Regions from separate parts of the Homo sapiens genome. Here region 2 is linked to region 1. Evidence: chromatin contacts called from ENCODE Hi-C or POLR2A ChIA-PET data. All regions are on one chromosome and are shown on one strand. Each heading gives the region's core, a stretch centred on a gene start or an enhancer-like site at or near the end of the contact. The rest is flanking DNA. Distances are from core to core; before and after follow the strand shown. Region 1 overlaps UBE2E2 (ubiquitin conjugating enzyme E2 E2). Region 2 overlaps UBE2E1 (ubiquitin conjugating enzyme E2 E1).

Region 1 (7,032 bases), core at 2,289-4,788:
GTCAGAACCCAAAGCTTCAGAGGCGGCCAAGGTGGTGGGGGCAGGGGGCTGGCATGACAGCACCACCCCAAGTGTGTGCACACCCAGCTCGGTCGCAGCAGTGCCCAGGCTCAGCTACAGCTTTGCTCTGCACTGGAGCAGGTGCTGGGATTGGGAAGAGGCCAGGGAGTAGGAGCAGGCACTTCCAAGCCTGCAGGGGCAGGGGGCTTTCCAGGTCCTGAGAGCACAGGGATATCCGAGTCAGAACCACTGCTGGGCAGCTGCAGCTGCGCCTAGAAGTGCAGGCTCCCACCCTACCAACTCGGTAGGGTCCGGGGCTCCCACTGGGATCACCTGTTCCCTGCCCCTGCCAGCTTCACAGAGCATGCAGCCCCAGATGTGCCTCCCCCACTGTGGCCAGTGTCTCCACAGTGGCCAATCCGGTTGCGCTACTACCGCCATCAATAGTATAAACTTACATAGCCATTACTATGAGCCAGGCACTGTTCTAGGCACCTTACATATATTAATTCATTTGATGCTCACATCAACTTTCTGGAGTAGCTACTTTTTCAGAGATGGACAACTGTAACATTAAGAAGTTAAGTAACTTGCTCTGAGTTACAAGGTAAGTGGGACTGCCAGGATTTGGACGCTTCATCTCTGGATCTGAAGCATACTTTCTTTACCACCATGTTACGGTAATAGATTCATGTTTTACAAAAGATATTTCTTTATTATTCTTCAACAAGCATTTATTAAGTGTCTCTGTGTGCAGGTCACTTTTGCTGTTAGTCTTCTGGTTGAATTGTCTTCCACTTCCTCTGCTTTGATAACGTTGGCTTCCAGACAGCGTGGTAGAAGAGACAGTGTTGATGGGTCTTGGAGCTAGATGATTGTGTAAGGAATATTTAAAAAAAAAAAAATGCAGGTAGTAGGATGTCACAACCAACCTTTTTAGGAATAAACTAGACAACTGTATGAAGAAATTGTTTATTATTTTCATAGCCAAGAAACAAAAGATGTTCTCAGCCAAAGAGAAGTATATTGAGTGTCTTGTAGATATTTAACCTACCTTGGAAACAACTTGTCTTGATAATAACTCTTTATACAGATTACATTTCTTTTTTTTTTTTTTTTAATTAGACTTTAAGTTCTGGGATACGTGTGCAGAACGTGCAGTTTTTTGTTACATAGGTATACCAGTGCCATGGTGGTTTGCTGCACCCATCAACCTGTCACCTACATTAGGTATTTCTCCAAATGTTATTCCTCCGCTAAGCCCCCTACCGCCCCGCCGACAGGCCCCGATGTGTGATGTTCCCCTCCCTGTGTCCATGTGTTCTCATCGTTCAACTCCCACTTATGAGTGAGAACACAAATTACACAGCTTAACTAGTCTGTCTAAGATAGTTAACTGTCCCTCAGATCTGCCCCATCTTAACTTCTAAATGGAATTTTTACTGTGATTACTTTTGTAAATATTAGAAAGTAATAATTATGCAATTAGAATGATACCGGGAAGCTTTACATTTCACCGTGTATGAGTGGTAACATTTTTGAGAATTGAAAATTTTTGAGAAGCGATTTGGCTTCCTGAAAACTGTGTAGGGGCAGCAATGGTTTACCCTCTTGTCAGAAGCTTGTTTATACTGCAGATAAGATCGGTAGATACATTAAAACTCCACAGTTTCCCTGCCTAACAGGTGGGAGGTGGGGGCGGAATTAATTTAAGAAATATTCTTTGCTACATTTGCTAGCTCATAGGCCCAAGTGTTCTTACAGTACAGATAAGAGAGGCTATTTCTGGAAGCCCTGAGTACCTTGAGGCCTTTCATTACATATTTGAAACATGCCCAGGATGAAAAGGTTGAAAAATATACTCAGATGCTCATCTTAATCTCTGGTGTCCTGTCAAGCAGGGTAGTTTATCATAATGGTTACCTTTCTGGTTTTTTTACTTCAGTCTTCGTATCTAATTGGCAGATGTAGTGACAGGATAAGAGTCTTCACTTTAGAATTAGAGCAGTGGTCCCCCACCTTTTTGGCACTAGGGACCAGTTTCATAGAAGACAGTTTTTCAACAGACGGCATGGGTCGGGGAGATGGTTTTGGGATGATTCAAGCACGTTACATTTATTATACACTTTATTTATATTATTACATTGTAATATATAATGAAATAATTATATAACTCACCATCATGTAGAATCAGTGGGAGCCCTGAGCTTGTTTTTCTGCATCTAGGTGGTCCCATCTGTGGGTGATGGGAGACAGTGTCAGGTCATTAGGTACTAGATTCTCATAAGGAATACACAGCCTAGATCCTTCACATGTGCACTTCACAGTAGGGTTTGCATTCCTGTGAGAATCTATTGCCACCGCTGATGTGACAGAAGAGGACATTAGCATGCAAGATGTCATACAGCTGGTATAGAAAAGGGAAATTAGAGCCCGTAAAGTGAAACTCTTACTGTTTCCATGGTATAAGTGCAGAGGTCAAGGAAGAGGTGAGCCCTGCTAGTTTCTTGCTTTGCCTGGTAACAACAATAGTTTCATGGGATAATGCGAGTAATGCGAACAATGGGGAGAGCCTGTAAATACACATGAAGCTTTGCTCACTCACCTGCTGTGTGGCCTCCTTCCTAACAGGCCACGGACTGGTACTGGGAGTGGGGGACCCCTGGATTAGAGGGTTCAGGTTTTCTTCTCTGGGTGTGACCTTGAGCAAAGCACTTCACTTTTCTGACCCTTAATATTATCGCCTTTGAAATGAAGGCCTTCAATGGAAGTGTTCAGCGGGGAAGGAGCCTTTTCATTTTTCCTAAGTATTCCTTTCTTTCCCCTTCCCCCCATATGCATGCTGAGAATCACTGCTGAAGTGAGTCATTTTTACTGCAAGGAAAGGAAGGTATAGTGGAAAAGGGAAAAAAATGTTGAGAACCACACAGCTCATTTCTGGAGTCCTTTCAGCTAATTAAAGGATTGCAGATATTATAATTCAGTATTTTAATTCTGATTGATTTTATGCCTAATTGTCCAAGTGAATGGATTTCTAGTCCAGTTCTAATGCTTGCTTGCTTCTGTGTTATAAAAAAATTGAACTCTAGATGGTTTCCAAAGTCTTTATAATCATAACCTATTTCTAACAACCTATGTATATACATGTTGAACATCTGAAATTTGAAAATTTTAAATCTGAAAAACTTCTGGTCCCAAGCATTTCAGATAAGAGATACTTAACCTGTAAAAAGTAAGACTTAGTTCTTGTTGATTCCGTGGTTGGTCTTTATGTTTACAAGTAAATGCATATTATAAAAATGTAGCTTAAAAAGAAAAGGAAGAATATACAGTTTTTCCCTGTAGTCTTTCTTCCTGCTTCCCAGTTTCTCTGCTTATCCCTGCTCACTACTTTATACAGTTATGTCTCTTAAAATTTTAAGTCTGTTGGCATAGTTGTGTACTCATTGCAAGGTATCCACACATTGGGAAAATTAAATATACACGCACGTAACACAAAAAGAGGCAGGGAAGTCAAGGAGTGTCATGAACTTACTGAGGAAGTCTTCCTTTCTCAGTGACTCATAGAAGGCTCGTTTACTCTCTAAGCTTGCTGGCTACTGCTTTCCCTGGGAAAAGGAAGTATTATGATGATTAAGTAGTAGTTATTTTTTCATTTAAAATATTCTTTTTCTTCTATTTCTTACTCTCTGCTAAGTTGTTGACAGTGATAACAAAGGGTACAGAGTAGGTAACAATAGTGACTTTAAAATGATATTTGGTGAAAGATAGCCAAAATCATTTTTTTCATCTTTACATCTCAAATCTGTAAAGTGTGATTGAGGGTAAATATCATTCCCATTTATTAAGCATTCACTGACAAAAAAGTACAAAATAATTATTTTTCTTGGAATATTTCAGGAGAATTAGAACCAGATGTTTAAGGACTAGGAAGAAGCCTTATGGGGGATAAAATTAACAGTCCATTTCTGCATGGAGTTTAGTGTATGAAATGGGTCTTTTCTATCAGCGCTATTATATCCTAACTTCCTAAGATGTTTTGGTAGACTTTGGCAGTATTGGTTTTTTAAAAAAAAATTAATGAATACAAATACAGGGAATCTCAGGAGTCTATGGAATACTAGTCTTCATTTGTCCTCCTCTCAGACACTACAGTACTGGCCTGTTTCTGAACACCCTCTGGGGCATAGGGAATGCCTTTTCACTGTCAGTATAGAGTTCTTTTTTTCCTTTGATCCAGTTAATGCTGTTTCTTAATATGTCTTCTTCCCCCAAAATTAGAGGCCTATGTCTATGTTTTTATAACGTTTATATTTGCACAGAATGTTACCACTTCCAAAGGAGAACCTAGTACAGCCTTTAGGGGATCAGAAAGGTTGCAGCCAAGTTAAGAACTAGGGGTCAAATAGAATGGTCAGACCTACAGAACATCTTATGCAAAAGCCAGGAGACAAGAAAGAGCCCAGCTCTCTTGAAAGCTCTGCAAGTAATTCCAGTATGATTGGAGTAATAGAGTTGAAGGGGAGCTTTGGGATGGCAAGGGATGGGACCAGAAGTGTAAGCAGGAGCCAATTCTTTATGAAAGACTTTGTATGCTGCAAAGGACTTTGGGCTTGATCGTGAAGAACCTAGAGAAAGCAGGGAAGCAAAAGATCCTACTTAAAGGAGTTTCTGGAAATTGCCCTAGCTGCAGTTTGGTAAACAGATTGGAGGGAAGCACAACTGGAGGCAGGGAAACCATGCAAGATGCTGGTGCCATAATCTAAATGAGAGCTGATGCGGCCAATAATCAGAGTACAGAGATAACAATGAAGTAAGATTCAACAGGATTTGGGGGACTTAGAGCAGAGGAGAAAAAAGAGGCATGGTCAAGGATGACTCTCAGATTTATGACCAGATTAGAGATGCTAACAGTTTGGTAGGTGATTGTCAAAGGTAGGTAATGAGATACCCAGAATGAAGGTGAAGAGACTAGGTAGCTGAGGGTAGAACCCCTAAGTAGGCAGACATTGAAGAGGACAAACAACATGGAGTAGAACCCTAAATTAGAGGGAGACTGTCACTAGAGAAACACCTTCATTATTGTGTTGTATGCCAGAAGCTCAATATCCCTGCAGCTAGCTTCCAAAGGGACTTTGGACATAGGTGCAATATATAGTTTGAATGTGAACAATGTACTTTCCCACAGGAAGGATGAATTCAGTTACATGGACTCTGCTTATAAGCAAGGATTGCTAAAGCTTTTGAAAAATCCCCTCATCTTCTTCTCACTACCCTATTCCCTGGTAATTTCAGGTCAGTTCCCTGGACTTACAGGGACTGAACACCTATTCTTCAGACAAGATACTCCCTACCTGATCAATCACACACATACTTTAAGAGAATTTCACTGGGTTGTAGGATTAGCAGACAGCAATTCTCACTTGCTGTGTAGTATGATTAGATTTTTTAAACACACAGTTTAGGTATCCATTACCATTAAAAGTTTATTTTCAGCTAGCTAATTCCATGAATACTAATTTTAAAAAGCCCATTCCCCTTTGACTTCTTCTAGTTATGCCATCAATTATAATCCCTTCAATCAAGATTTAGACTTAACAATATACATAGCTTATGTTTTTTCAGCATTTGATATGTTCAAGCAAGGTTCTAAGCACTTTTTTTGTAATAATACCATTAAACCTCCCAATAACCTCCCAACTTCTTTGATTCATGATGTAGAAATATAGTGTGAGCTATGTATGTAATTTTAAATATCCTAGTAGCCACATTAAAAAGAAGAAAAAAGAAATAGGTGAATTTTATTTTAATACATTTTTAGCCCACCATTTCAACCTGTAATTATTATTAAATAATTATTAAATAGATAAATAGTAATTATTAAAATTACTAATGAGATATTTTACTCTCTTTTGAGGTACTATTATCTCATTTTACTTAAGAAGGGATTGAGGCACAGAAAGGTTTAGTGAAAAGTGGTGGCAAGTCAGACACATTCTTTCTGTGGAGCCAGAATCCCAACATTGCCGAGGCATCCTTCCTCTTTACCTGTCCCAAAGTCAGTGTTAAGTGAAAAAGCAGTAGACACAGCCAAAAACTCTTGGTCTTAGAATCACAGGTGTGGCACAGCAGATTGAAAGTATTCAGTATATCTAAAGCATCTTATGATCTTTAAGATGCTAAGTAAAGACAGCGAGAGCCTATTTTCATGATTTTTATTGCATGTAATATTTCAGCTGTACATAGGGGCTCATCCACTGTAGGCTGCAGCATGGGAAGCTGAACACAGTTTGATTCTGTTGCAGAATTTCTCCTGAAGCAGCAACCTTGGGCATTCAGCCAAATCGTAATTTGCTGATATTTTTCATTCTAAAAGATTTACCTCATTGTGTTTTTATTTTGAAATTTAACTATGAAAGCTTTAGGTTTTTTTTCTTATTTAAAAAATAAAATCTGAAAATAAAACAGTAAGGGAATTGATCATTTTCAGAATGTTGCAAGTGGGAAAACATTACTTAATAACCTAATACCTGAAAATCCTGTTGTTAAATAAACATTCTATTCATTGATAATTTGGATTTCCTAAGAGTGGCAGCAGTGGATATACATGATTTCTAAAGTTCTGCTATATCTAAATATACATCATAAGATTAGGTTACAGAATCATTATTTTTTTTTGATGTACACATCTTTGTAGCCTTGTTTTTCAGTCCTGAAACCATTCTTATAAATTTACAAAGCAGTCAACCTCTTTGAGTGTATTTTTGATCATCTGCAGCGTGTAACAGCAAGCACAACAGCAACTGACATTTGGAGGGTTACTATTTTCCAAGTTCTGTGAGTACAGTTCTACTAAAAATTTACAAGATTTGTGCTATAATGATCTCATTTTGCAGTCAAGGAAACTAAGACATAGAAAAATTACACATTTACCCAGGTCCTAACAGGCTTTAAATGCCAAGGCTAGGATTCAGACAACTTAGTCTGACTCCAGAGCCTGTTTATGTTCTTCATCATTGCTCTGTACTGCAA
Region 2 (7,032 bases), core at 3,088-5,587, 380 kb after region 1:
GGATGCCAGCAGGCCATCGACTGGTGGAATGACACAAAGTTTGGCTGGGGCAGTTGGAGAAGAGTTGGGCCACCAAGCGGCCAGACTCCAGGGGAAAACCATTTCCCTTCTGGCTGCCCCATCTGCTGAGAGCTGCTTCCACTCAATAAAACCTCGCACTCATTCTCCAAGCCCACATGTGATCCTATTCTTCTGGTATGCCAAAGCCAGGATACAGAAAGCCCTCTGTCCTTGCCATAAGGCAGGGGTCTAATTGAGCTGGTTAACAGAAGCCGCCTATGGACGGCTAAACTAAAAGAGCATCCTGTAACATATGCCCACTGGGGCTTCAGCTGTAAACATTTACCCCTAGACACTGCCGTGGGGTCGGCGCCTCACAGCCCGCCTGTCTGTATGCTCCCCTAGAGGTTTGAGCAGCGGGACACTGAAGAATTGAGCCACACCCCCATCACACACCTGCAAGTGGGACAAGGGAACCTTTCCCATTTCACTGCTGTGACAGTGCAAAGCTATTAAAATCTGAATTGCTTAGCAGGCATGTAAGGTCCTCTCTGCTCTGGTCTCATTTAATCTTTCAGGTTCTATCTTCACCTTCATTTCTGCAGGAGAAACACATCTCTGTACCAAAAGTTCTTCGGTTTGGTCACCCTTTCCCCTGAAAAAAACGTATTAAGCTCTGTAAGCATAACTTAGATACCATTACACTGTGAAACCTTCTCAGTTTTCCATAGAATACATTTCTGTGTTCTGTCTGTTCCTTTGAAAACATTTTTTTAGTTTGTATTGTACTATATGTGGTGCAGTGTGCAATGAACTATATGTCCCTGGCATATAGTTATCCCTGAATTATGTGGTGAATCTATAATATTAAGCTAATATGTTATGCTTGATTTCTGGGGACCAAGTAGATGATCATTTGGAAAAATATACCACCATTGTGCATGGCAGAGGAACTTCATTTGGTAAAGAATTGTGTCACATGGTTATAGGTTGTAAGATACTATCTTTTTCCTTTCCGTCTTATCTTTCTTATTATTTATTTTTTGAGACAGAGTCTTGCTCTGTCACCCAGGTTGGCATGTAGTGGTGCCATCACGGCTTACTGCAGCCTCAAACTCCTGGGCTCAGGCATTTCTCCCACCTCAGCCTTCCAAGTAGCTGGGGCTACAGGCATGCACCACCACACTCAGCTAATTTTTAAATTTTTTGTAGAGACAGGGTTTCCCTGTGTTGCCTAGGCTGGTCTTGAACTTGCGACCTCAAGCAATCCTCCCACCTTGGCCTCCCAATAGTTTTCATTTTTATTGAAATTATACACTAACATAGTTTAAAGGCTTTAATATTTCTTTGTTTGTTAAAAAAAAAAAAAAAAACTATTCCCAGCATTTTGCTCTCTAGTGGCAACTACTTGTACCTCCTTGAGCCGAGTACTTTGTTGTTTATATCCTGTTTTTAGGTATATACTCATATTACTTTATATTTCAGTTTTTACCAATAACTCTTGATTCATGACAATGGATGATGACAACTTAGTTCTTTCCTACCTAGTCACACTCTTCCTTTATCCTGTTTTGCTTAGATCAATGTTGATAAAATATTCACTGTTTATATTATGTGAGCATTATTCACATGTGGTTACTTTTCCTTCCTTGCTTGACTACCTCCCTCCCCAAGTTATTCTCTCACCTTTTCCCCTCTCCCTTTCTCCCTCTGTGCCCTTCCCTACCCACTACATATATATACTTGTCACAAATTCAACCCCAGATGCCTTCACAATTATCTAAAAGTCCTCAAAAGACATTCAGATGCATAGGTTTTATATAAATTTTATTTTACTTTTTATTTTTTTGAGACGGAGTTTCGCTCTTGTTGCGCAGGCTGGAGTGCAGTGGCGCGATCTCAACTCACCGCAACCTCCGCCTTCTGGGTTCAAGTGATTCTGCTGCCTCAGCCTCCCAAGTAGCTGAGATTACAGGCATGCGCCACCACGCCTGGCTAATTTTCTATTTTTAGTAGAGATGGGGTTTCTCCATGTTGGTCAGGCTGGTCTCAAACTCCCGATCTCAGGTCATCCACCCACCTCAGCCTCCCAAAGTGCTGGGATTACAGGCGTGAACCACCGCGCCCAGCCTGAATTTTATCTTTTTTGAAGAAATCTCTCCCCAGAGCCATCTGACCTCTTCTGGTTTTAACAGGCTACCTGCTAACTCTGTTTATAGCTGTCATACCGGATTCTCGTGTCACTGTCTTTTGGGGAATTCTCTTTACTATTCTACATAGAAGTTTTGTTTCCTTTATCTTTTTCTTGTTTATGCCCTTATTTTGCAGAGTACATCCCTCAGTAACTTCCTGAAAAAGGATTCTTGGGAGATAATTTTTTAGAGACCTCAAGTATCTGAAAAGATCTCTATTCTTCCCTAGCACTTGATTGATAGTTTGTCTGGTGTGGAATTTGTATTGGAAATCATTTTGAAGACATTGCTTCAGTGCCAGCTTACTCCCACTATTGCTTTTGAAATCTGAAGCCCGCTGATTTGGGGTTTCTTACACATTACTTTTTTTTTTCTCCCTGGAAACTTGATGTGCCACCTTGTGTAGGTCAGTTTTCCTCCAATGTACTGTGCCTTTTCAATGTGGAAACTCATGGCCTGGTAAGTTTTAAGTTATTTTGGACCTCCTCTCTGTTTACCCTTTCTGGATCACTCTCACTATTCAAATCTTTGTCCTTCCTATGGTCCTTTAATTGTTGTATCTTTTCTCTCCTATTTGCAGCCTTTCTTCTACTTTCTTGGGAGATTTCAACTTTATCTTTTATTGAGTTTTTGAAATCTTTTGTTTGCTTGCTTTTGTTTTTAATTTTCAAAAGCTACTTTTTCTCCTCTGAATGTTATTTTGTTTTGGCTTTATTCTTTTTTCATAAGTGCAATGTATTCTGTCTCTCTGGATATTAATAAGTTTATTTTGAAATTCTCCCTATAATTTCTGTTTTCTGTAGTTGGCTATCTTCTAGTTTGTTTTGATTTTTGATTTTTATGTTAGAAAAGAACCATGTTCCTCAGTTATCTGTTCCTTAGTTAGAAAGGTCTTTCCTCTGAGTCGCTCATATTCCCCAGAAGAGACTGCCTGGAGGGCGAAGGCCGGCCTGTGTTCTGGGAGCTGAGTGGAGAAAGAAAACTGGGGTCTTACTGTCCTGCATGCATAAGCTCTTTTTCAGTACAGCACCTCTGCCCTCATCCATGTTAATGACCACTGGTGCAGAGACCCTCTGTTTCAACTTCTTCTGAAAATAAATTTCAGACTGTCAGGATTTCTCTTTCTGTGTAACAAATTACTGCAAATTTAGCAGCCCAAAACAATACACACATTTAGTATCTCACAGTTACTGTGGGTCAGGAATCCAGGCATAGCTTAGCTGAGCCCTCTGCTCAGGGTCTCTCTTGGCTGTAGTCAAGGAGTCAGCTGGCCTGTGTCCTCATCTGTAGCTCTTACAAGGTCACATAGTTGTTGACAGAATTCAGTTCCTTGCAGCTATGGGACTGAGGCCCAGGCAACTCCTAGAGGCCGCTCATAGTTCTCTAGCCCTTTTCTTAGGTAGTTTATGTCATAGGAGCTTGCTTCTTCAAGGCTAGCAGGAGACTCTTCAGTCAGTTAAGACTTAGTCCTTTTTTTGAGATGGAGTTTCACTCTGTCACTCACCTAGGCCGGAGTGCAGTGGTGCAATCTCGGCTCACTGCAGCCTCAACTTCCTAGGGCTCAGGTGATCCTCCCGCCTTAGCCTCCCGAGTAACTGCGATGACAGGTGCATGCCACCATGCCCGGCTGTGTTTTGTATTTTTTTAGAGATGAGGTCTCACAATGTTGCCCATGCTGGTCCCTAACTCCTGGGCTCAAGCAGTCTGCCTGCCTCGGACTTCCAAAGTGCTGGCTCACACCTGTGAGCACTTGGCTGGAATAGGACATGTTTGTAAGTCAGCACCCTTCTCTGTTTGGGGATAATGCTTTGGACTTCTTGGTATTAAATGACTGTTTGAATCATTTTAGAAACCAACTGATACCAACATGAAGTAGCATATGACTCTGCCGTCTGTTAACTTACAAGCCAGTTTCGTGCCTGACCAGTGGCCACCAGTATTTGCTTACCAGTCATTCTAGGCTTGTTACGTTTAGGTAGCTGTGAAATGTCCCACATCAGCCCTCCATCTGTGGGCCTCTTTAGCTGCTGCTGCTGCTGCAGCATCTAGCCTTTTGAAAGCTATTGTCTACTGCTCAGCTAGAAGGGTGTGTGTAGACAGCAGGACCAAGGATTCGCCTGGGTGAAAGAGTTGGCAATGAGAAAGCAACCAGACCCTCCCCTCCAAGCCCAGCCCTGTATTTGACATGCAGGGCATAACCTCACTCATTCAGTCTCTCAGCCCTATGCAAATATAAACAGCCTTCCTCTTGTCTCTCCAGGCCAGCCGGGGCCAAGAAAGAAGCCAGTGATTCCCCCAAGTGCAGTAAATAGCTCTCCTCACCTCCTGACCCTGTTATTTCCTGGTAGTTCTGAGTTGTGGATCCTGCAGTGGAGAGGGAGGGAACAAAGAAGTTGCAGAGGCCTCAGCTTCACAGAGCATTGAGCAGTGGGTGATATTGTATCCTCAGGCAGGGGTTGACCTCACATTTCAGTGCAGGTCATTCTAATGACTGCTGGACCTCCCAGTGCCACTGTGAACTAGAATGGAATAGAGTGAAGTGGATCTGAATTCCTGGACTGTGGGACCAACCTAACTTCTGAGCTGGAGAAAGTAGGTCTCATGTTCTATACCTGCTTTTTTTTAGCTCTAGGGGGAAAAAAGAATTGTGCATCTTTCTTGTTCTCTTTGCAGCTTAGGGGCATAACGTTTGGACTGTAATTGAACTGATGCTTGTTTCCCCAAAATGTCTTTGGTTTTCATTAAGGTGGGGGATTCTCTGCATTTTTGGAGTTGTCACATTATTATCGAAATTCCTCTCCACACTAAGTACTGTGTGTGGTATGCTTTTATTTTCACCTAATTGATTTCTGCAAATAAAGTGATTTAATTTTTGGTATTAAGAAATTTAAATAACACCTTTTGGCAGATCACAAGATTTTCTTGTTCTTATTTAATCCTGGCTTCCATCCAAATGTGAAAGAGAAATGAAATAATAAGGTAGGAAAGGCAGACCAGTAATTGTGATTAAACAACTTTTGTGTTGAGTCCAAAGACAGGTAACTTTATTTTAAGCTTCATGGGTGTAGTAAAAATATATCACCTTAAGAAAACCTGGATTGCCATTAGCCAGAACTGACTTCCAGGCTTTCTGACTTTGTACAAACAAATCACTTAATCCTGAATCCTTCTCCTCATCTTTTTTTTTTTTCTCTTTGTTTGTTTTTAAATGTATTTCTTTATTTTGTATTACTTTCTTCTTGTCTTTTTTATATTTTATGTATTTTATTTTCCTCATCTTTAAAATGGATAAATGTTACCTTTCCTGATTCAAAGATTCTAGGCAAAGATCAAAAGAAGTCAAAGTTTGTGAAGGAACTTTGAAAATTATATATTTCTCTGCAATTGTGTTAGGGTACTTTTCTGTCTTTGATTTATGTTGGTTCTTGGAGTGATACTTTAGATGTACAAATAGTAGGTCAGAACAAACCTGTATGTAATAAATTCTGGAGAATTGAGTTCAAACTTTGGTTTTGCTTATATTTGGATAAATTATCATCAACTTTGTTGAGGTGTAATTTATACACAATTAAATTCACCCATTTCAAATCTTCCATGTGTTTTGACTGTTTAGATAAATTGACAAATAATTATCTTAGATAACAGTTGGTATTTCTACATTAAAGAAGGGAGAAAGAGCACCCTCTTTTGGCAAAAGTTTCTCCTGTGTGGGCTCTCCGGTCCCCCTGTCTCATTTCAAAATCAGATTTGCATCCTGCTGTTGGAGTACACTTGAGCCCTTTCATTTATACTGGTGCAGGTTTTGTAGTCTCTTAGAGATTCAGTATGTCAGTCCCATGTCTGAGAGCAAAGGAGAAGGAAGAGGGTAGGAAAGAGCACCTGAATTGAATAGAGAGGAGGGAGCAGAGAAGGCAGAACAGTGAGATAGTATCCATTTAGTCTGAGTATTTCCAAATTTTCCAATAAAATGTCAGTGGAAGCTTTTATCATAAGGCCAAAATCTGTCCTTCAATGTGACCACAGAGCCACAGGAGACCCAAACCCCTTGTAGTCACTGATGATTTTCATTGGGCTATAGATGGGAATGGCAGCAGTCATAAATATTTCCTATGAATGAGTGTTCTAGATATTTTTTACCCAAAGATGTAGCATATCAGTGGGTCACTATTGAAAACATGTTTGGAATGAAGCAGGAAAATAAGTCAAAAGATCTCCCCTCAGTTCCTAAGCAACTTTGTTGTAAAAATAACTGTGAAAACTGGGCTTAAATGAAACATACATTCGAATGCCTGGAGTAAGAATTATTGATAGCCCAGACTTAGTATCCCCCCCACCTTTCCAAGTCCTTAAAGCATTGGCTTTCTACTCAGAAACGCTGCTTACCCTAGGGTGACCATAGTTACTTTTATTTTTTATTTTTATTTATTTATTTATTTTTAGATGGAGTCTCCCTCTGTTGCTTAGGCTGGAGTGCAGTGACACGATCTCACTCACTGCAACCCCCACCTCCTGGGTTCAAGCTATTCTCCTGCCTCAGCCTCCTGAGTAGCTGGGACTACAGGCGCCCACTAACACACCCGGCTAATTTTTGAATTTTTATTAGAGATGGGGTTTCACCATATTGGCCAGGCTGGTCTCGATCTCCTGACCTTGTGATCCGCCTGCCTCAGCCTCCCAAAGTGCTGGGATTATAGCCATGAGTCACCATGCCTGGCCACTTTTACTTTCTCTTATTACTTTACTTTCTACATTAATAGGTAGATTAGATTCCATCTCTTCTACCTTTATTTTGTCCTTCAGAATAGAAATTGGGAAGTAAACACAGTGTTGTTTTTTTTTT

Evidence for each region. A loop is a pair of places that touch in the nucleus more often than their neighbours do. ChIA-PET counts read pairs that join two places held with the same protein, here RNA polymerase II (POLR2A).
Region 2: a map of cardiac septum shows a loop between it and region 1 (5-fold over the local background). The contact joins two enhancer-like sites. A Hi-C loop is called at or near these places in 1 of 168 maps with a recorded cell type or tissue (cardiac septum). POLR2A ChIA-PET finds 5 or more read pairs at or near these places in 1 of 52 experiments (A549).

The regions. Positions count from the first base shown.
Region 1 is chr3:23,487,098-23,494,129 of GRCh38, forward strand. The region is part of intron 3 of UBE2E2 (ubiquitin conjugating enzyme E2 E2); the gene reads left to right. Among named protein-coding and RNA genes, the nearest start is that of UBE2E2, 290 kb to the left of the region's middle. Within about 2 kb of position 3,539, at least 2 of the 41 ENCODE cell types and tissues checked have a DNase peak (open chromatin) inside an H3K27ac peak, as active enhancers do.
Region 2 is chr3:23,861,699-23,868,730 of GRCh38, forward strand. The region is part of intron 3 of UBE2E1 (ubiquitin conjugating enzyme E2 E1); the gene reads left to right. Among named protein-coding and RNA genes, the nearest start is that of NKIRAS1, 52 kb to the right of the region's middle. RefSeq lists an enhancer at 3,254-4,013. Within about 2 kb of position 4,338, at least 8 of the 41 ENCODE cell types and tissues checked have a DNase peak (open chromatin) inside an H3K27ac peak, as active enhancers do.